Regions from separate parts of the Homo sapiens genome. Here regions 2 and 3 are each linked to region 1. Evidence: read pairs that join two places in POLR2A ChIA-PET (ENCODE). Cell type or tissue: Panc1. All regions are shown on one strand. Links, peaks and the distances in the headings refer to the core of each region. The heading gives the core; the rest is flanking DNA.

The links. ChIA-PET counts read pairs that join two places held together with the same protein. Peaks named below come from ENCODE experiments on the same cell type or tissue, not always from the same donor. Only the 100,000 strongest peaks of a DNase experiment are listed, where the experiment ranks them.
Region 2: POLR2A ChIA-PET joins it to region 1 with 5 read pairs; 2 of 35 experiments call an interaction of 5 or more read pairs at or near these places.
Region 3: POLR2A ChIA-PET joins it to region 1 with 9 read pairs; 6 of 35 experiments call an interaction of 5 or more read pairs at or near these places.

The regions. Positions count from the first base shown.
Region 1 is chr11:9,154,756-9,163,565 of GRCh38, reverse strand. DENND5A (DENN domain containing 5A) reads left to right here. Exons shown (of 23, transcript NM_015213.4): 12 at 2,701-2,853. Among named protein-coding and RNA genes, the nearest start is that of SCUBE2, 68 kb to the right of the region's middle. In Panc1, for the core only: no CTCF peak of the experiment used is centred there; a DNase peak (open chromatin) is centred at 4,462.
Region 2 is chr11:10,048,063-10,055,524 of GRCh38, reverse strand. The region is part of intron 2 of SBF2 (SET binding factor 2); the gene reads left to right. Among named protein-coding and RNA genes, the nearest start is that of SBF2, 240 kb to the left of the region's middle. In Panc1, for the core only: no CTCF peak of the experiment used is centred there; a DNase peak (open chromatin) is centred at 4,734; H3K27ac peaks cover 4,000 bases.
Region 3 is chr11:9,276,488-9,283,949 of GRCh38, reverse strand. It overlaps TMEM41B (transmembrane protein 41B), which reads left to right. Exons shown (of 7, transcript NM_015012.4): 7 at 357-3,296. The coding sequence ends at 526. Among named protein-coding and RNA genes, the nearest start is that of TRL-CAA5-1, 5.0 kb to the right of the region's middle. In Panc1, for the core only: no CTCF peak of the experiment used is centred there; no DNase peak of the experiment used is centred there.

The sequences.
Region 1 (8,810 bases), core at 2,045-6,044:
TCCAAAGTGCTGGGATTACAGGTTTGAGGCACTGCACAACTGGCCTGGACTGTCAAAATTCTTAAGTCATGAGATGCATGACCTGGCTGTGACAACTTCCTATTCCTAGCCAATGATGACTGTGAAATACATATCAATTTTAGACATGTTAATATGTGGGAAAATATACATCTAGAATTGAAGAAATATAGTAATCAATGTAACATCACAAAGTATTGGCTTGCACGTGAGGCAACAGGCTGTTGAAAGTATAAATTGGTATGATGATTTTGGAAAACAGCATAGTATTGTTTAGTAATTCTTCTCCTAGGTATATTCCCTAGAGAAACTTTTGGAGCATGTCCCAAGAGATATGTACAAGAAGTTTACAGCAGCATTCTTTTAATAGCCCCAAACTGGAAACAACCAATCAGTTGAGAAAGCCAATCAGTAAGAGAATTAATAAGTATATTGTGGTGTATTCATGTGGTGGAATGCTATACAACAATGGAAATGGATAACAGTTATACACATCAGTGTGGATGAATTTCACAAATATAAACGAGTGAAAAAGCAAATCAGAAGCCAGGAGTATCAGCACACACCTGTGATCCCAGCTACTTGGGAGGCTGAGGTGGGGGGATTGCTTGAGCCTGGGAGTTCGGTTCCAGCCAGGGCAACATGCTGAGACCCAGTTTCTTAAAGAAAAAAAAAAAAAAAAAATCACAAAAGAAACATGCATGCCTATAGTCCCAGCTACTGCGGGGGCTGAGGTGGGATGATCAGTTGAATCTGGGAAGCTGAGGCTACGTGAACCATGATCGAGCCACTGCACTCCAGTCTAGGCAACAGAGAGAGACCCTGTCTTAAAGATACATACAGGCAAACCAAACCATATATTTTAGGGTTAAAAATATAGGTAATAATTTTCTTGCTTTTCTGTAGTTTCGTTGGGTAAGTGGTCACTTCTAGAGTGGGAAGGTGAATGGAAGAGGGCACGTAGGGTGCTTCAAAGATATAAACAGACAGTATTTATAAATAAAATACTGGCCAGGCGCAGTGGCTCATGCCTGTAATCCCAGCACTTTGGGAGGCTGAGGTGGGCAGATCACTTGAGGTCGGGAGTTTGAGACCAGCCTGACCAACATGGAGAAACCCCATCTCTACTAAAAATACAAAATTAGCCAGGCGTGGTGGTGCATGCCTGTAATCCCAGCTACTCGGGAGGCTGAGGCTGGAGAATTTGCTTGAACCGGGGAGGCGGAGGTTGCAGTGAGCCGAGATTGTGCCATTGCACTCCAGCCTGGGCAACAAGAGCGAAACTCCATCTCAAAAAAAAAAAAAAAAAAAAAAGAAGGAACTGGCCTGGCGCTGGTCATAATGATGTAATAGCATATATATATTATATATTTCACAATAAGAAGGTTAAAAACTAACAGTGGAAAGAAATATGCCAAAATATTAAGAGTTGTTGCTTCTGAAAAGTAGGATTGGGGTGATTTGTTTTCCTTTTCTTAGATTTTTATATATCACAAATTTATAGCATAGTTAAATCTTACTTTTGAACTTGGACTCAAAGTTCAGGCAGATATGGGTTCAAAGGCCAGATCTATTGCTACTTTGCTGTTTCATTTTGGACAATATATATATATATATAATTTAATAGAGTGCTATATTACGTATAGATTTTGGGCAAGTTACTTAAGAGAATTAAACTATACTTAGACTATAAATATACTATATTGTTTTATACTATGTTTAAATTTAGTATATTGATTACTGTATTTCTCAATTTCCGTATTGGTAAATTGGGAACAATAATAATAGTTACCTCAGATTGTTAGGAGGCTTAAATGAGATAATGAAATGCTAAGTACAATGCCTGACATAGTACTTAATAAAAACTGTGATTATCATTATGCAGTATGTGTTTTCTTGGTTATGATCTTACAATAAGCAGTTGAAAATTTTTATGTAAAATAAATTACCTCCTCAATTTTTGTCCCCTTGACAGTTATTTCAGATATGTTTCTAAGTTGTATGTATGCTCAAAGGTTTGTTTGGTAGGGTCATTTAAGCAGTGGGAATCAGACAATGTCAGAGATAAGCATGACTGAAGGGTTTATTTGTTTCTTGCATAAATGCAAAAACTGAATACAGAGTGATGAAATCACTGGCCAGGAGTCATAAAGATTGCTGTGTTCTTATCCTTTCCTTAACTACATATTTTTTTTTTTTTGAGACGGAGTCTCGCTCTGTTGCCCAGGCTGGAGTGCAGTGGCGCGATCTCAGCTTGCTGCAAGCTACGCTTCCTTGGTTGACGCCATTCTCCTGCTTCAGCCTCCTGAGTAGCTGGGACCACAGGCGCCCGCCACCACACCTGGCTAATTTTTTTGTATTTTTAATAGAGACGGGGTTTCACCGTGTTAGCCAGGATGGTCTCGATCTCCTGACCTTGTGATCCGCCCAACTAGGCCTCCCAGAGTGCTGGGATTACAGGTGTGAGCTACCACACCTGGCCTTTCTTAACTAAATTTTTAAAGCATGCACTCCCTTGTAACCTGACCTACATGGGTATAAATATATTCTGTGTCCTTGGGGCTAATTCATCCTGTCCTTCCCAGCCCAACAGATGTACTGTGCAGGCTGTCAGAACCCTCTCCGGTTGTATGTAATCCTGCTCACTGTGGTTATTTAATCCTGTTGACTGCTTCCTTGTAGACCAAGAGGATGCTGGTGGAAAAGATGGGCCGAGAAGCTGTGGAGCTAGGGCATGGGGAGGTGAACATCACAGGGGTGGAAGAGAACACCCTGATTGCCAGCCTTTGTGATCTCCTGGAAAGGATCTGGAGTCATGGACTACAAGTGAAACAGGTAATGTATGTCTTGCCTCTCATTGCTGAGCAAATTGTCTTCCTGTTTTCAGTTACTAGCTTTCCCACACTCTTTTTGTCCAGCTGACTGGCTTTGAAGAATGGTGCACAGTGCCCTGGAGTGAGATTTGAAATAAACAATTAAATAAATGTGATCCAAACTATTTTCCTTAAAGATAGGCTTTATAAATCTGTGTGTTTGTCAGACTTTTAAAAAGAGGCATCTTTCTTCCTGGGGGTAGAGCTGAAGGCCAACCTGATAGGTCCTGTTTGGCAGCTGGCCCTAGTCTAGAGATAGACCAGAAAGAGAGAAGTTGGAGCTCAGGAAGTACCAGTCATACACTAAAGGTTCTTCACTAATCATATATTCACAGTGGAAAAAAAGTCTGTCATTAACATTTCTTTTGTATGCAGATGGTTTAACTAAACATTTGAGAGAAGGCCTCAGGAAGTTGAGTAAGTTTGATTTTTCCACTTAATACCCAGAGAATTTCCTTATTTCAAAATACTCTGTTTTCAATTGGTAGTCAAGATAGATACCTTTTATTTTTATGTATTTTTAAATTTGAAAATAACTTGAAATTTTTTGAAAAGAAGTTTTATCATGGAAAAATTAGAAAATACATATTAGTATCCATTGGTATTTCTCAAGGGCCTACTATGTCAGGTACTGTTGTAGGCACTAGAAATACCTCAGTGAACAAAACAGACCAAGATCTCTTGCCTTCCTGTGTCATTCTAATGGGTATAGCAACAATCTTCCACACATGTTCTTCAGAGCATTCTTCTGTGTACATATGCCCATGCGTATATAGCTGTATATTTAAAAACCCAGTGGAACCACAATGAGATACTATTTCACATCCACTGGAGTAGTTAAAATAAGTAACAAGTGTTAAGGATGTGGAGAAATGGGAACTTTCATACATTGCTGATGGGAATGTAAAATGGTGCAGCCACTTTGGAAAACAGTCTGGCAGTTCCTCAAAATGTTAAACAGTTCTTATATGACCTAGCAAGCCCACTTCTAGATACATACTCAAGATAAGTGAAAACATATGTCTACACAAAAACTTGTATACAAATGTTCATAGCAGGCCAGGCGCAGTGGCTCACACCTGTAATCCCAGCACTTTGGGAGGCCAAGACAGGTGGATCACTTGAGGTCAGGAGTTTGAGACCAGCTTGATCAACATGGTGAAACCCCGTCTCTACCAAAAATACAAAATTAGCCAGGTGGTGGTGCATGCCTGTAATCCCAGCTGCTTGGGAGGCTGAGGCAGGAGGATCGCTTGAACCCAGGAGGCAGAGGTTGCAGTGAGCCAAGATTGCACCATTGCACTCCAGCCTAGGCAACAAGAGTGAAACTCTGTCTCAAAAAAAAAAAAAAAAGAAAAAAAAGTTCATAGCAGCATTAGTCATAATAGTGTCATCTTATGTGGCTATTATGACCCAGATATTTATCAGCTGATGAGTGGGTGACCTAAATTTGGTATAATACATTGGAATATTATTGAGCAATAAAGGGAATAAAGTACCTACATGTGGTACAACATGGATGAACTCTGAAAACATACTAAGTGAAAGAAGCCAGACACAAAAGGCCACAGATTGTGTGATCTCATTTATACAAAATGTCTAAAATAGGCAAATCCACAGACAGAAAGTAGATTAAGGGTTGCCAGAGGCTAGAGGAAGGGAGCAATGGGAAGTGACTACTAATGCATATGGAGTGTCTTTTGGGGGTGATGAAAATGTTCTAGAATTAGATAGTGGTGATGATTGCACAACTCTATACTAAAAACCAGATTTTTTTGTTCAGAAAATTGCATACTTTAAAAGTGTGAATTTTATGGTAATATGAATTATATCTCAATGAAGTGGTTTTTTAAAAAATCCAAATGAGTTAATACTGTATGTAATGCTTTGCAACTTGCTTTGTTTTTATCTCATATCTTTTCTATGTCCTTAACTAATTTTTAGATGATAGTATAGTAAGTGTTTAAGAGCTTGACTGTAAAACAGACAGATCTGGGTTTGAAGTATGATTTCCACTTAATAACTTTATGAAACTAAGCAAGTTACCTAGCTTCTCTAAGCCTGTTTCCTTATATGTATGATGGAATTTTATTTTATTTTATATTAATTTAATTTAATTTAATTTTTGAGACAGCATCTTGCTTTGTTGCCCAGGCTGGAGTGCACTAGCATGATCTCTGCTCACTGCAGCCTTGACCTCCTGTGCTCAACTGAGTCTCCCACCTCAGCTTGGAGACTCTTGGAGACTGAGACTACAGGTGTGTGGCACCATGCCCAGCTATTTTTTTTTTTTGTAGAGATGAGGTCTCCCTATGTTGTCCTGGCTGGTCTCAAACTCCTGGGCTCAAGTGATCCTCCTGCCTCAGCCCCCCAAACTGCTGGGATCACAGGCAAAAGCCACTGTTCCCTGCCTGATGGAATTTTAAAAGTACCCACATCCATTGGGTCCTTGTGTGGATTCGATAATTAATGTAAAGCACTAAGCTCAGAGCCTGGTTTCTGGCTCTTTGGATGTTTGTGGTTATTGTAAAATCTCAGTTTTAATGACTACATCTGTTGTATAGATGTGCCATACTTTAATCAATCTCTTATTATTAGTCATTTAGGTTAATTCTGATTTTTCAGTATTGTAAACAACACTGCATTTATAGTTTTTTAAATGTTAAAAATTGTGTATTGCATTCCTAAAATTTTGAGACTGGTGTAGTAGCAACACTATGAACTGTGAGTCAGAAAGACTTGGGTTTGAATCCTGGCTCCACTGGATGACTTTAAATAAGCAACTTGCACTTTCTGAAATCCAAATCCATGAAAGATAGATAGTTAATAAAAACCTGTCTTTCAGAATATTAATTGTTCTACCATAAAGACATATGCACGTGTATGTTCATTGCAGCACTATTCACAATGGCAAAGTTATGATCAACCTAAATGGCCATCAACGGTAGACCAGATAAAGAAAAGGTGATACATACACACCATACAACACTACACAGCCATAAAAAAGAACTAGATCATGGCCTTTGTAGCAACATGGATGCAGCTGGAGACCATAGTCCTAAGTGAACTCATATAGGAACAGAAAACCAAATACTGCTTGTTCTCACTTATAAGTGGGAGCTAAACATTGAATACCCATGGACACAAAGAAGGGAACAACAGGCACCAAGGCCTGCTTGAGAGTGGAGAGTGGGAGGAGGGAGAGGACTGAAAAACTACCTGTGGGGTACGAGGCTTATTACATGAATAATGAAGTAATCTGTACACCAGACCCCTGTGATACGCAGTTTACCTATATAACAAACTTGCATGTGTGCCCCTGAACCTAAAATAAAAGTTAAAAGAATTAAATAAATATCTTTCAGCTGTGATCATTAGAGGCAATGAAAGGAAATACCTGGCGTGTGATAAGTATCCAACATATGACAGCTATTATTATGCTGGGTTCTGTATGGAAGGGTTTGTTTCTTTTTCTCTATAATAAGTGAGTAGAATACATATAATCCTTTTATCATTTTCCATAACATTTAGCAAGCCTGGCACTATAGTTGAGCTCTTTTAGCTTTGAGGTAAAACATATATGCTGAAAACTTTTAAATATTTACTGCAAAAATTTCTAGGGAGTTAGTGAAGCTTCTTCCTGTATTTTGAAAAATAGTATCGTATCATTATATGTTCTAAGTCTGTGTTCTACTGTATTCTGCAGTAATTCTCACCATAGGAGGAATTTATTATTCTGCAGGAATTCTCACAGTAAGAATATCTTCCTTCCTTCCTTCCTTCCTTCCTTCCTTCCTTCCTTCCATCCATCCTTCCATCCCTCTGTCCCTCCTTCCCTCCTTCCCCTTTCCCTCCCCTCCCCTTCTCTCTTTCCTTCGAGAGTCTCGCTCTGTCACACAGCCTGGAGTGCAGTGGTATGATCTCAGCTCACTGCAACCTCCACATCCTGAGTTCAAGTGATTCTCCCACCTCAGCCTGCCAAGTAGCTGGGACTACAGCTCCGCACCACAATGCCTGGCTAATTTTTGTATCTTTTTTTTTTTTTTTTGAGACGGAGTCTCGCTCTGTTGCCCAGGCTGGAGTGCAATGGCGCGATCTTGGCTCACTGCAACCTCCACCTCCCTGGTTCAAGCAGTTCCCCTGCCTCAGCCTCACGAGTAGCTGGGATTACAGGCTCAGGCCACCACGTCCGGCTAATTTTTTTGTATTTTTAGCAGAAGTGGGGTTTCACCATGTTGGCCAGACTGGAATTTCTTTTAGAGTTCATTTGAGCCCCCTCTTATTTTGGAGAGTTAGGCTGCTTGTTTGGTGAGAAACCAGTGCAAAATAATGGGGGCTTTTTAGTTGAGGTTCCATTTTGTTCTGAGTCCTGGCTTTTGGAGCTCTGGAAGTGAAGCAGTGACAGTGTCACCAGAGGAGAGTGAGGATCTGTTCTTGCTGGCATGGCGTTAATGCTCTTAGGGATACGTGTTCAGCTGGAGATTGACCCTGATGATCTATGTTGGGTTCCTAACACCATGTTCTCCCTAGGCCTCCATTTTGCTGGCTTTATCCTGCTGAGACATTCTTCAGTTATCTTCCAATCCAGCGGTCACACCCTGGTTACCTGCTGTCCTTTATCATACACCCAGATTGTGACTAAATTTGCTCTCAGAGGGTGATTTTATTATGCCCTTGTGGGGGTACCTTCCTAAGCAACCGCCCATTATTATCTGCTCAGAAAGTAGAGAGAACCCAAACAGCATTTTTGCTGCTGGCCTCTTAAATTTTGTTACTAGCCTTGACTGCTTGGATGTAAGGCTGCCTGCAGCAAGTCTTCATAAGAACCTCTGTTATCCTCACCACTCTCTTTGGCTTTCAGTGACATCTTCCAAGGAGATGGGCTTCCACCTATAGTATGTTTTTCTATCAGATAGAGGTTTGGTTTTTCATACTGGTTTTGTAACTGCTGCCATTTAGGGTTGACACATGAAAAGGAGTTGTTACTTATCTTTCTTGCTTATGACATTCTTGTAGAATCTGATGCAGTTTATTGTGTGTCCATGTCCATAAATGGATAGTCAGGCTGTATTGAACCTTGCAATCCCAATCAGACCCTTTGCAAAAGAGGAAAAAGAGTAGGCCATGTCTCTTGAACTAGAAAGACCAAAGAGCAGCCCAGCTGCTGCTCTTCCACTCCTGCCCTTGCTCTTTCTCCTCACCTCTGTAAACATTGTGAGCCAGGGGCTTCCTTCTTCTGGTATAGTGGCCTGATTTTGCCCTTGTCCTTGGCTCTTTAGTGTTATTGCATGTCAGGCTCTCTGGTCACCAGCTGTACTTAATGTGTGCCACATTCAGACAGTTCTATTAATTTATCTTAGGCTGCTTTCCTAGTCTGCCTAGATGCTGGGGAGCCTACTTTCTAATGGTTGTGGTAGATGGAAGGATGAATGGATTTCTAGAAGTTGAATTACTAAGTCAAAGACCATAAATATTTTAAGCTCTTATATTATCTGTTAGATACATTAATAGACCTTTTTTTTTTTTTAAATGGAGTCTCACCCTGTTGCCCAGGCTGGAGTGCAGTAGTGCCATCTTGACTCACTGCAATCTCTGCCTCCTGGGTTCAAGCAGTTCTCCTGCCTCAGCCTCCTGAGTAGCTGGGATTACAGGTGCCTGTCACCATGCGCGCCTAATTTTTGTATTTTAGTAGAGATGGGGTTTCCTCCTGTTGGCCAGGTTGGTCTCGAACTCCTGACTTCAGGTGGTCCACCCACCTCGGCCTCCCAAAGTGCTGGGGTTACAGATGTGAGCCACTGCGCCCAGTCAACCTTCTTTTTTTTTTTAAGTTTTTTAAATTAAAATTTTTTTTTCTTTTTGGCTCCCAACAGGAAACAATAGACCTTCTTAGAAGCAGTTAGTATAGGATTTGTAAGTCTC
Region 2 (7,462 bases), core at 987-4,986, 890 kb before region 1:
ATCATTTTCTTTATTTACTCATCTGTTGGTGGGCACTTAAGTTGATTCTTTATCTTTGCAATTGTGAATTGTGCTGTGATAAACATAATTCATGCAGGTGTCTTTTTCATATACTGAATTCTTTTCCTTTTGGTAAGACACCCAGTAGTGGGATTGCTGGATCAAATGGTAGATCTACTTTTAGTTCTTAGAGAAATTTCTTTACTGTTTACTCTAGAGGCAATTCTAATTTACATTCCCAGCAGCAGCATATAAGTGTTCCCTTTTTACCACATCCATGCCAACATCTTTTGTTTTTTTGACTTTTTAATAATAGCCATTCTGACCGGGCTTGGTGGCTCACACCTGTAATCTCAGCACTTGGGGAGGCTGAGGTGGGTGGATCACCTGAGGTCAGGAGTTCCAGACCAGCCTGGCCAGCATGGTAAAACCCCGTCTTTACTAAAAATACGAAAATTAACCAGGCATGGTGGTGCACGCCTATAGTTCCAGGAGACTGAGGCAAGATAATTGCTTGAACCTGGGAGGTGGAGGTTGCAGTGAGCCGAGATCTTGCCACCGCACTCCAGCTTGGGTGACAGGGCAAGACTGTCTCAAAACAAACAACAAACAAAAAAACAAAAAAAAAACATGCAAACAAATAAAAATAATGGGCATTCTCATGGTGGTATCTCGTTGTGGTTTTAGTTTGCATTTTCCTAATGATTAGTGATGTTGAGCATTTTTTCATGTTTCCTGGCCGTTTGTATATCTTCTTTTAAGAAATATCTGTTCATGTCATTTGTCCACTTTTTAATACGATTATTTGTTTTCTTCTTGCTGATTTAAGTTTCTTATAGATTTTGGATATTAGTCCTTGTCAGATCCATAGTTTAACAATATTTTCCTCCCATTCTATAAGTTGTCTGTTCACTCCGTTGATTATTTCTTTTGTTTTGCAGAAGCTTTTTTAGTTCAATTAGGTCTGCTTCATTTATTTTTGTTTTTGTTGCATTTACTTTCGGGGCCTTAGTCATGAAATTTTTAAATGTAAAGCCTTAATCTGTTCATGAGACTGATATACCAAAATATTCAAAACTTAGAAGTTAGGTTAGCTTATCCTTTGTCTTTGAGAACATATTAAGATTACAAATAGGATCTTTTTTCTAATTGCTTATTGCTGATGTCAAAGAAAACTTTTGATTTGTGTATGTTTGTATATCTGCCTACCTAAGTAAACTCTTACTAGTTGAAACAGTGTTTAGTCAGTTTGTATGTATTCTCTAGGCAGACAATCATATTATCTTACACGTAATGAAAGTTTTATTGTGGTGAGGACAATGCAAATGTTGTATAGTAGTAATAAAATATCTGGATGTAAATTTTTACCAAAAGCAATATAGGTGACCCATTTCAGTTAAGTTTCCATTTTAAGCAAATAATTTTGGATAGTCCCTTTTAAGTATATACTTTATCAAAAGCTGCTTATTAAAATTGGGCCTATATGTGACATGCATTATTCTGTAAAAACAAAATGTTTGAGATGTCACAAACTCTTAAATTGACTTCTCTTCCAAAGTCTTCTGCCCACTATATTTTCTCTGAACTTTTTTTTTTTTTGGTGGAAGAACAGAATCTCACTCTGTCACCCAGGCTCAAGTGCAGTGTCATGATCACAGCTCTCTGCACCCTCAACCTCCCAGGCTCAAGCAATCCTCCTACCCCAGCCTTCTGAGTAGTTGGTACTACAGGTGCATGCCACTACTCTTGGTTAATTTTTTTTTTTTTTTCCGAGACAAGGTCTCACTCTTCACCAAGGCTGAAGTGTGGTGGTGCGATCTCAGCTCATTGCAGCCTCTTATGCCTAGGCTCAAGTGGTCCTCTGGCCTCAGCCTCCCAAATTGCTGGGATTACAGGCATGAGCCACCAGGCTGGGTCTTTTTTCAAACTTTTGAAGAATATCTATATAATGTTCAGAGCACACATCTGACACTGCCCTGGCCTGGCTTGGCACAGACTTCAGTCTCCTAAAGCTTCTGTTACTTTATTCACAAATCAGTTCTTCTTTGGTCAGAATATAGTTTATAATAACAGTTCTTTGTTATCACTTCTTTTCTGTCCTCTTTAGAAATGTATCAGGAAAAACAAAACAATTTTGGGGTTGCTTAACCTTTAAAAAGGAATTCAAGGATAATTAAACATTTTTGTGCTCAACTTGTGCATGCTCTAGAAAACCAGTTCTATTTCCCTGAGAAAATAAAAAGACATATCTGGAAATATTTATATAGTACTATGCTTATTTCAGCATTAATTATAAAAAATTATAAACATCTTAACCAACAATAGGGAATTGGTTATGATATTTTATCTATATCTACATGATGGTATAATATTCAGTTATTAAAAATAATTATGTTAAAAATATATAAATACATGGGAAAATACATGTTATAGGAAGGGGAGAAAAACAGGATTCATAACTATATATACAATATGCCCTCCTTTGGATAAATACACACACACACATACATACATACATGCATACCTTCAGAGATAAATGGTTGCTAGGAAATGTTACATGTTACAAAATTTATTTCACTTTCATTTTATTTCTTAAGTTTTTCTGCCATGTATTTATATTAGCATAAAACAATATGCATAAGGTGATTTATGAAGGTAATTTAGAAGTGAAAGAACACGGTTTATAGAAATGCAGAGACTTGGATTCTAGTCCTGCCAGTGCCACAAACTCTTTATGACCTTAATGTCTAACAGTCTTGGTTTCATTGTTTGTAGAATGAGTCTTGTGAGATATGGTTATATATAAAATATCTTACAAACCTGAGAGATTATTATATTAGCACGTACCTTTTATTTGCAGATGGATGGCCTATTTGCAAGTTATCTACTTCATACATTTGGGCAATTAAACAAACAAGCAAGTAAACAAAGCGGGTGTTTGTAATGCATTAACATATAGAGTTTAGCAATGTCTAACAATTCCAGCCTTGCAAACTTGAAGTATAATTTGCTTATAGGTTATACTAAGTTCTTAAAGAAAACTAGAGATAAACAAAGACAGAAGAACATCCTGAAAAGGATTCCCACATTGCCTGTTCCCAGATACGTTGTTAACATTTTTATGGGCATGGTATGTGTGAAATGGTGAAGTCAAGGTAGAAGGGAGTTGTCAAAAACAAGTCGTTGCTCATACACTCATGCAGGTATCAAAACGGTATTGTGAGATTATGTGGTATGTTTTGCCATTACAAATATATGTGTTTTCTCAGTGACTTGAAAAAAGGAGGGCACAGTGTTAGGTCAGTCTGTTATGACAGTCGATTCTAAACATTTTGGGTTTTGCACCTGTGATAGCTTTTTTTTTTTCCTGTTTGCCTATAAAGACACTGGGGAGAGAAAAATCCTGATTTTTATCCTGTTTGTATAATGCTTATCATCCTGCTTACTATCTTTTAGTGACTACTCTCCAGCTGTCTAAACATTTTCCTCACATTCCTGTCAGAAGTGTGACTTAAACCCAGGTTCAAGAATTGTAATGTCCACATCCTCATTGTTTATTTCTCTAACACATTTTTAGTTAAGAATGGAAAAGACTAAACCAGCTAGCATTGTTATATTTGAAATCCAAATTCTATGAGGAGTACTTCTCATTAAATTGTGAGTTTGTATTCTGATACTCCCAAATCTATTATTGCTTAATCTTATGATACAGTGAATTTGAAAAAGACTCATTTAACTGCAGGTTAGGGTCATTTCTTTTCATCCTTTGAGAAAGAATTTTTGTAAACTGTGTAACATAGACTATGTCTATGTTACTGTATTTTATTTGAGAATATAGAATTCAAAATTTCCTATAAACTATGATTCTAATGGTATTTTTAAATGCACAATATATTTAATGTCATTTACGTGTGAAATAGAGGATCTCATACGTAACCAGTGTCTAGTTAACTATCTTAACAACCTCTTTGTGAAAAATTTAGTAAAAAAAATCTGACCAGGCCAACCATTAATTACTATACTATTTGAGCTGTGGTCACATTAAGCTGAGTTTTGAAGAAGTCTATTGGATTTGAAAATTGATCCTTGGAATTTCCCAAAAGTTTTAAGGGTAATACTTTTTTAATCACAGAATTATTCTTATAGTGTAAACTAACATATTTATGAGGCTATTTAAGTAACTAAGGTGGTCTTACTATCTAAACTCTCACATTCTTTTTCTCGATGTTATATGTTTATTATTTTCTATTAGGAGAAGGAATTTTCTTACAGGCTTTTTAAAAAGAGACACATTTAATTTAAATGTTATACATTAAAACATGGCTCAATAGCTAAACATTTATGGATGCAGATGAAGGTCTTGGGAAATATTGAAACCTATAATATTTCACCTTCAAGAGATCATTCAATTTAATCACAGTGCTATGGACATTTTTGTTATTCTGGTATATTTCTCTTATATTGTCTATATGTGCAAAGCATTTGAGAAAAATGGGCACATTAATAGTTATTTTTTCTAGTTTCAGGCAGCAAAATATCTGACTGCTCATTTAATAGATCTGCTGTAGTTTCCCCCTTACCCATGGTTTTGCTTTCTGTGGTTTTATTTACCCATGGTCAACTGAGGTCCAAAAATATTAAATGGAAAATTCCAGAAACAATTCATTGGTTTTAAATTATGCACCATCTGAGTAGTATGATGAAATCTCACACCATCCCACCTGGGATATGCATCATCCCTTTGTCCAGCTTATCCACACTGTATACACTATGCACCCATTAGTCACTTAGTAGCCATCTTATCTGATTTACCATCAGAAGGTCAATAGTAGCCTATAGCTATGTCACAATGTTTATGTCATTCACCTTTCATCTCATCACAGAGGCATTAAATCATCTCACATTATCATAAGAAGGGCAAGTATAATACAATAATACATTTTGAGAGAGACCCCATTCATATAACTTTTATTATAGTCTAATATCATAATTGTTATATTTTATTATTAGTTATTGTTCATCTCTTACTATGTATAACTTATAAACTAAACATCATTGTTATGTATGTATAGGAAAAAACATAGTACATATAGGGTTCCATATACATACATACATAGTACATACAGGGTTCGGTATTATCCACAGTTTTAGGTAACCACTGTGGGATCTTGAACATATCCTCCATGGATAAGAGGGGACTTATATGCCTATATGTATATGGTTATAAAAAGTTGCATTGTTATTTCTGTTAGGTAACTTCAATTTGAGAAGTCAAATATATTTGGTAGAATTAGAACTAAAATGAAGGGATTTTGTTTGTCCTTATTGAAAACCTGTAGTTTCTTTAAAGATGTGAAAATATGCAGTCATCATTCTCTAGTGTATGTTTTTTAGTACCATTTACCAAGCCTAGTGATTAGCTAATGATATGAATGACAGACTTCTATGAGAATGGGATTATTTGCTGTTAATTCACAGAACTGATTCACTTTTTATCAGAGGGGCAGTTTGTGGTGGTGGTAGAACTGATGATGCAGGCTGTATCGTTACATTATGTTATAACCTAAGCTCACATACTTCCTTCCTGATTCTGAGGCTCATTTTAGAAAATGATGTACCTTATTCACGAAAGAAGTTTGTTGAGAGAAAGTAAAAGGATTTTGAAAGATATTTTTGGCTTTTATTGTAGCCTGATAAAACTTTCCAGTTCTACCAAGGATTATACCGTTCTGCTACCCAAGTAGTTTAAGCCAAGGATAGTTACATGTTAACACCCATTCTCATTAAAATAGCAGTTCCCATACTTTTAGTCTCAGTACCCTTTATACTGTCACAAATTATTGAGAATTCTAAAAGAGTTTTATGTGGTTTTATCAATTCATTTATATATTAGAAATTACAACTAATTTTTTTTTTTAAGATGGAGTCTCTCTCTTGTTGCCCAGGCTGGAGTGCAATAGCGCGATCTTTGCTCACTGCAACATCCGCCTCCCAGGTTCAAGCGATTCTTCTGTCTCAGCCTCCCAAGTAGCTGACATTGCAGATATGTGCCACCACACCCAGCTAATTTTTATATTTTCAGTAGAAGTGGGGTTTCACCATGTTGGCCAGGCTGGTCTCAAACTTCTGACCTCAAGTGATCCACTCACTTCAGCCTCCCAAAGTGCTGGGGTTACAGGCGTGAGCCATCGCACCCAGCCACAACTAAAATAAAATTTTTTTTTAAATTTACCCACTTTTAAATAACAAAATCCCATTCCATGTTAACAAAAATACCATGTTTTTATGAAAAATAACCATCTTTTCCAAAACAAAAAAATACAGAAAAGAGTGATACTGTGTTACATTTTTGTAAATGTCTTTGATATTTGGCTTCATAGAAGCAGCTGGATTCTCATACCTGCTTTTGCATTCAAGCTCTTGTGATTTGATTTTTTTGGTTGAAGTATATGAAGAAAATCAAATCTCAAAAATATGTCATTGGAAGAGGAAGGAGTATTTAGTAGCTTTTTCAGATAATTACGGATACTTTTCTTTATATACTGCTCCAATATCCAATGAATAGTAGTTTCTTAAAGGTTAGTTACAGTGTGGAATTTGTAACCACATCTGTGAACTTTTCTTATGGTTACATTAAAATCTGTTGGTCTACTGGGCACTTTGAATGGATCTTTCACATGCATGATTTTATAATATCATGCACTGGTCATTTGACAAATATGGGTTTAGTGAGTTATATACAGCTTCCAAATATTGACACATGTCACTATATAATACTTAAAATATAAATTAACTAATAGTATGATAATATTTGTCATAGAAGTCTTAAAATATTACAAAACTCTCAGGTGCTTGAAAGCTCATATTTTATCATTGATAACAAATTGTCTTAGATCTTTATCTTGAAGTGACAGGCCCAGTTGATTTATGTTGAGAAAATGTCTGCCAAATACATGTCTGCCAAAATATGTTTGGCATATATAATGCCAGTTATAATGAAATTAAAATGTTTATTGCCTCATCAAGGGCCTTTTCAATTAAAACTGACTTTTTTATTGCAAATGTGCAGCTATAAAGAATACAGCAATTACTAGTATAGTTTGGTGCCACTGCTTTGATTCCTATTAAGACACAAGCAGTTTTACTCACAGTAAAGAAACAACCAATATCTTAGGTTTATTATGAAAATAATTTTGACATTGGGGACTCTTTTGATAGCTGCTATTCTAGAATAAAAAGGCTTATTGCAGTCACAAATAAGCCTGAGATATAGGGTTATGGAATTTAGTATAGATGGGTTGTTGAGAGAAAAATATGTGGATATCAAGGGCCAGTTTTTCATATCTGCAGCTTCCTGAGGGCTGACTGTGGGACTTGATTATCTGCAGATTTTGATATTAGTGAGGGGACCTGGAACCAATCCTCCACAGATACCAAGGGACACATAAAGATAATGATGTCG
Region 3 (7,462 bases), core at 987-4,986, 120 kb before region 1:
AGCCGGGTGTGGTGGCACATGCCTGTAATCCCAGCTACTCGGGAGGCTGAGGCAGGAGAATTGTTTGAACCCGGGAGGCGGAGGTTGCAGTGAGCCAAGATCGCGCCATCGTGTTCCAGCGGGGGCAACAAGAGCGAAACTCCGTCTCAAAAAAAAAAAAAATCATTATCCTTAAGAGGTGATTAGGAAAGATTGAATTCTTTATATGGAAATAAACTTGAGCTTTAAATTCTTAATTTTTTTTCCAAAATGGAAATAGCTGTGTTGTTTTAAGAAACTTTATGCACACAGAACATTTTAATTTTTTAAAAACAATTGCGGTGGTTTTTACTGTATCTTTTTATATTTTATTTCAGGTGTCGCACCTCCTTCTTTTGTAGCCATTAAGGCAGGAACAACACTGTATCAACTTACAACAGCAGGAGAAGCTGTTTCCTGGAACTCAATATTTATTCTGATGATCTTGGCTGTTCTTTCTATTCTGCCAGCCATCTTCCAAAAAAAACTAAAGCAGAAATTTGAGTAAAAATAATCATCTGATTTTTAGTTTTGCTGTCATCACCATCTCAGGATTAACAGGTGCATCCATTTATGTTTTAAAATCACCTCTTCAGTAATTAAACAAGGAATTTGTAAAATAAAATTTCCTATCAGATAGTTAAAGTAATACATTTAAGTGACAAGGGGAGAAGAAAGTAAAAATGGAAATTGGTATACTGTGAAAAGTGCTATCAATAGTTAAGGTAGACATCTTAGACATCTTATAAATTATTATACCAAGGGTAGCTGTAGATAATAGTAGTGTGGTAGGAAATTGTTGATCCAGCTAATTCATTCAATTTAATTGAATATTTTTTATCTTTAATAACTAAAATAGATATTTTTAAATTCTAGATTTTTTAAAGTAGTGTTGCAGGTTTTGTTAATGTTAGGCTTTTTTCAGAGCATAAACTGGAAAACTTAAAAAGAGATTTACATTTTCTTCCTCTTTTTTTTTTTTTTTTTTTTTCTGTTTTGAGACGGAGTCTAGCTCTGCCGCCCAGGCTGGAGTGCAGTGGCGCGATCTCCACTCACTGCAAGCTCCACCTCCTGGGTTCACGCCATTCTCCTGTCTCAGCCTCCTGAGTAGCTGGGACTACAGGCGCCCGCCACCATGCCCAGCTAATTTTTTTGTATTTTTAGTAGAGACGGGGTTTCACCGTGTTAGCCAGGATGGTCTCGATCTCCTGACCTCGTGATCTGCCCGCCTTGGCCTCCCAAAGTGCTGGGATTACAGGCGTGAGCCACCGCGCCTGGCCCATTTTCTTCCTCTTTTGAGGTAATGGATTTGTTTGGAGATGGCATGTTAGTAGACGACTGAATATGGAAAGGATATCAAGTTATCTATTTTGTTAATTTTATTTTTGTTTTTTATCATCTAGATTTTTATCATGGATTAGTCTGAAATTTAAAGTTCTGGCCAGTCGGTTTTCTTTCATCTTGTAGTTTTTACAGTATTTCCACTGTGCATATGCAAAATGGGTATTACATAACTGTATCATATTTGGTATTGATAATTTTTTTTTTTTTTGAGACGGAGTCTTGCTGTTGCCCAGGCTGGAGTGGAGTGCGTGGTGTGATCTCGGCTCACTGCAAACTCCGCCTCCTGGGTTCAAGCGATTCTCCTGGCCCAGCCTCCTGAGTAGCTGGGATTACAGGTGTGTGCCACCGTGCCCAGCTAATTTTTGTGTTTTTAGTAGAGACGGGGTTTCACCATGTTGGCCGGGCTGGTCTTGAACTCCTGACCTCAGGCTATATGCCCACTTCCACCTCCCAAAGTGCTGGGATTACAGGCATGAGCCACTGTGCCCAGCCTGGTATTGATAATTTATATTCAGATAATTTGTTATGGCTCTTTAATATCCCACAAGGGGCTCTAAAAAGCAAACATTCAAGAGTATGTAGTTTTTAGACATTAAGTTAATTATTTTAAACAGTGACAGCAAAACACAAGTGATTAAATATAGTTTATTTGTTCCAATGACTAAATTTTACCTCATTTATTAATCTGGTCATTAAGGAATATATTTAATAATATTATGTAATTATTCTTTTTATGCATGATACACCTAGAAAAATGCCTTTTGTTTCTATTGATGGCTTTGTTGTTTGGAGCTACTTTTGATTACTTATTGCAGTTTCCCAATTTAGTCTTTACTTTATCTAACTCACAAAGTAAAATTAACTGATCACATGGCAACTACTGTATTTAAATAGTTCTGGAAAAATGAAAGTGCTTTTTGCTGCTTGGTAAATGGGTAATGCCCTTGATTCCTTGACTGTAGGACATAGCTGATCTAAAGTACTCTGTCAGTTTTACCTTCACCCATGACTGTTATTAGTTGTCAAAGTTGAAAAGTACTTTAGCTGTGAGAAATCCTTGTATGTTTTTATTATAAGAGGTATAATCATCCTCAAAGCCTGTTTTTATTACATGATGTGGACTGATTATTTTTTCTATCACAGTGTTAACAGATGGATTTTATTGTAAATACAAAGAAAACATATTGATTATTGTAGTATTCTTATGTCACCTGGCCTTTTGCGTGAGATTATTTATTATTTCTAGCAAGGCTTTCTTCCTTTCTTATTGCCCAGAGACTGACTGATACATCTTTTGTTATTTTTACACATAAATTAAACATAGCCTTTTTGGACAAATTCACTAAATATTAATGTATAAAATGTAATTGAGTAAATTTTTATCAGAATTTTAAAAATAAAAGAGCTTAGACTCAGTAGAACTCAGTAGAAGCTTCACTATTTACTCCAGCGTGTGTAAATTGTACTTACTCTATTCTCAGAGTATATTTACTGTCCTTACCATTGATTCTTTCCCTTTGCTAATTTTTTTTTTTGTTAATGGTAGCTGCGACTTTAGGTGGGGTATATTTTCTTCTCCTAAGAGAATAGACAGTTTTTCCAGATTCATCATCATTGACTGTCAAGAAAGGACCCTTCAGCAAGGCTGTACCCTCAATGCAGTTGATGGCCTGTCTTCACGGATTTACAGACTTGGCCTGATGCCCATGTAAATTCAAGCTTTGGCTTGTGGTAACAACCACAAGAAGACAAGCATCTGTGGTGCGGAGGCAAGCAGGCTAACTAGGAGTTGACAAGCTAAGAAAGTGAAACTGTTCTTTCTTAGTTAACTGTCTTTCTCTGGAGCTCTGTTATTTTGAGTATAATATTTCCATGACACTTAGTAAATGCAAGCTAAAATGTAATAATAATAAATTGTATTGGAGAAACCTAAATGTCACATTTGGGATTTATTTCATGGAAGTACTTACATTAAAAAACTCTGGCCGAGCAAGGTGGCTCACGCCTGTAATCCCAGCACTTTGGAAGGTCGAAGCAGGTGGATCACCTGCAGTCAGGAGTTCAAGACCAGCCTGGCCATCACAGTGAAACCCCGTCTCTACTAAACATATGAAAAATTAGCCAGGTGTGGTGGCACACGCCTATAGTCCTAGCTACTTGGGAGGCTGAGGCAGAAGAATTGCTTGAACCCAGAAGGTGGAGGTTGCCATGAGATGAAATTGTGCCACTGCATTCCAGCCTGGGCAACAGAGCCAGACTCTGTCTCAAAAAACTAAAAACAAACTCTTCGTTGAATAAAAGTATATTCTTAAATTTCGATGTACATTTTCACCACTAAGAACAATGAAATGGCCGGGCACGGTAGCTCACACCTGTAATCCTAGCACTTCCAGAGGCCAAGGTGGGTGGATCACCTGAGGTCAGGAGTTCGAGACCAGCCTGGCCAACATGGAGAAACCCCGTCTCTACTAAAAATAAAAAATTAGTTGGGTGTGGTGGTGTGCACCTGTAATCCCAGCTACTTGGGAGGCTGAGGCAGGAGAGTCGCTTGAACGCGGGAGGCAGAGGTTGTAGTGAGCCAACATCACACCAGTGTACTACAGCCTGGGTGACAAAGTGAGACTCCATCTCAAAACAGGCCAGGCGCGGTGGCTCACGGCTGTAATCCCAGCACTTTGGGAGGCCGAGGCGGGTGGAGACAAGGTCAGGAGATTGAGACCATCCTGGCTAACATGGTGAAACCCCGTCTCTACTAAAAATACAAAAAATTAGCCCGGTGTGGTGGCGGCCGCCTGTAGTCCCAGCTACTAGGGAGGCTGAGGCAGGAGAATGGCATGAACCCGGGAGGCGGAGCTTGTAGTGAGCCGAGATGGCGCCACTGCACTCCAGCCTGGGCGAGAGTACGAGACTGTATCAAAAAAAAAAAAACAACAAAATATTTAAAAATTGTTTTTTTGAGGTGGAGTGTCTCTCTGTCGCCCAGGCTGGAGTGCAGTGGCGCCATCTCGGCTTATTGCAGACTCCGCCTCCCGGGTTCACGCCATTCTCCTGCCTCAGCCTCCCGAGGAGCTGGGACTCGCGCCTGCCACCTTGCCCGGCTGGTTTTTCGCACTTTTAGTAGAGACGGGGTTTCATCGTGTTAGCCAGGATCGTCTCGATCTCCTGATTTCGTGATCCGCCCGCCTCGGCCTCTCAAAGTCCTGGGATTACAGGCGTGAGCCACGGTGCCTGGCTAAAATATTTAAAACTTGTAATTGTTGGCTTTTGAGGTTTTTTTTTTTTTTTTTGGAGACAGAGTTTCGCTTTCGTTGCCCAGGCTGGAGTGCAACGGTGCGATCTTGGCTCACTGCAACCTCTGCCTCCCAGGTTCAAGCGATTCTCCTGCCTCAGCCTCCGGAGTAGTTGGGATTACAGGCACGTGCCACCCACCACACTCAGCTAATTTTGTATTTTTAATAGAAATGGGGTTTCTCCACGTTGGTCAGACTGAACTCCCGACCTCAGGTGATTCACCCTCCTAGGCCTCCCAAAGTGTTGGGATTACAGGCGTGAGCCACCAAGCCCAGCCGGCTTTTGAAGATTCTAAAGCAATTTAAATTGTTTAGGTAAGGCCGGGCACAGTGGCTCAGGACTGTAATCCCAGCACTTTTGGAGGCCAAGATGGGCAGATTACCTGAGGTCAGGAGTTTGAGACCAGCCTGGCCAACATGGTGAAACCCTGTCTCTACTAAAAATAACAAAAATTAGCTGGACGTGGTGGCTCACGCCTGTAGTCCCAACTACTCAGGAGGCTGAGGCAGGAGAATTGCTTGAAACCAGGAGGCGGAGTTTGCAGTGAGCACCACTGCACTCCAGCCTGGGCAACAGTGTGAGACCTTGTCGCTAAATAAATAGTTGAGGTAAGTAAATATTTCCTTTTTTTTTTTTTTTTGAGACGGAGTTTCGCTCTCATTGCCCAGGCTGGAGTGCAATGGCGTGATCTCGGCTCACCGCAACCTCCGCCTCCCAGGTTCAAGCAATTCTCCTGCCTCAGCCTCCCGAGTAGCTGGGATTACAGGCATGCACCACCACGCCTGGCTAATTTTGTATTTTTATAGTAGAGACGGGGTTTCTCCATGTTGAGGCTGGTCACGAACTCCGGACCTCAGGTGATCCGCCCGCCTCAGCCTCCCAAAGTGCTGGGATTACAGGCGTGAGCCACCGCGCCTGGCCAAGTAAATATTTCTAGTACATACAATGAGTTGTTTATGAAGGAATCTTTTTAAAGTTCTCTGGCTTTTTGAAAATGTGTATAATCAAAAGGGCTGAAGCTTTCCTGATAATCATTCGGTGGTCATAGTTAAGATGTTTAGAAGATACATCTCATTGCAGTTTTCAGTATTCTCATTATTATTTTTCTTTATCTGGGACAAACTTAGTCTGGGTGACTTGAGGCAGGATATTGCTTAAGCTCTCATCCTCATTTTTCTCATCTAGAATAAAGAGGTCTAAGGTCCAGGATCCTTACAGCTCAGACATGATAAGATTCTCTGAAATTAATGAAAGTTTAATAAGCTGCCCCCAATTCAGAATATTAAATTAAGCATACCTTGCTTTGTATAGCTTGTTTTACATCTTACAATATACTTTCACACACATTTAAGTAAATTAACTTTTTTATTTTTTTGAGACAGAGTCTTGCTTTGTCATCTAGTCTGGAGTGCAGTGGCGTGATCTCGGCTCACTGCAACCTCTGCCTCCTGGGTTCAACCAATTCTCCTGCCTCAGCCTCCTGAGTAGCTGGGATTACAGGTGCCCGCCATTGCGCCCAGCTAATTTTGTATTTTTGGTAGAGACAGGGTTTCCCCATGTTGGCCAGACTGGTCTTGAACTCCTGACCTCGTGATCCACCCCAACTCGGCCTCCCAAAGTGCTGGGATTACAGGCATGAGCCACCGCGCCCAGCTAATTTTGTGTTTTTAGTAGAGACAGAGTTTCACTATGTCGGTCAGGCTGGTCTGGAACTCCTGACCTCAGGTGATCCACCCGCCTCGGCCTCCCAAAGTTCTGGCATTACAGGCATGAGCCACGGCGCCCAGTAGCTTTTCTGTTTAGTAGAGAAATGTTGGATTTGATAAATGAGGATGGAAGACAAGAAAAGAATGAAGTAGAGGCACAGGAGGAAGCCATGTGGTGAGACAGCACAATGAATGTTGACTTTCTGGTTCTGAGAGTCTTGTGTTCTGCTATTTGTTAGCAGCACGCTGGGCAACATAGCCCTACTGTTAGCTCATATGGTGGTTTTGGATGAAGTAGAAAAGGATGTCGCTGGGCACGGTGGCTCATGCCTGCAATCTCAGCACTTTGGGAGGCCAAGGCGGATTGCCTGAGCTCAGGAGTTCAAAACCACCCTGGGCAACATGGTGAAACTCCATTTCTACTAAAAATACAAATAATAATAATAATAATACCAGGGTATGGTGGAGCGCTCCTGTAATCCCAGCTACTTGGGAGGCTGAGGTGAGAGAATCGCTTGAGCCCGACAGGCCGAGGTTGCAGTGAGCCAAGATCGCACCACTGTACTCTGGCCTGGGAGACAGAACGAGACTCCATCTCAAGAAAAGAAAAAGAAGATGCCCCTTTCTTTTTTCTTTGTAGAGATGGCAGTGGGGGTGCTGGGTCTCACTGCATTGCCAAGGCTGGTCTTGAAATTCTGGGCTGAAGCAATCCTCACAGCTAGGCCTTCCAAAGTGCTGGGACTACAGGCACGCACCACTGCGCCTGGCCAGGTGCCTCTTTCTTAAGATATTTTACTGCCATCTGTTGGAAAACTGTCGTCAACCATATAAATTAATAATGAGTACAATGATGGTGTCTCATGGTACCATGTACACAAATATGAGCAGCAGCTCTGCCTGTCAGCTGCAGGGCCCCTGGGGCCAGGTTACATATGCTGATAACTCACAACTTGAGTTTAGCAAACCTTGAGGGTGGCAGGCAGGAGTTGAGCCAGCAGGCCAAGGAGTGGCCCAGCTATATCACCCCAGGGTCCCAGCCTCAAAGGTGGTCAGTTGAGTTGCTTCTCACTTTATTGTCTTGCCCATGGCAGCCCAGGTAGGTT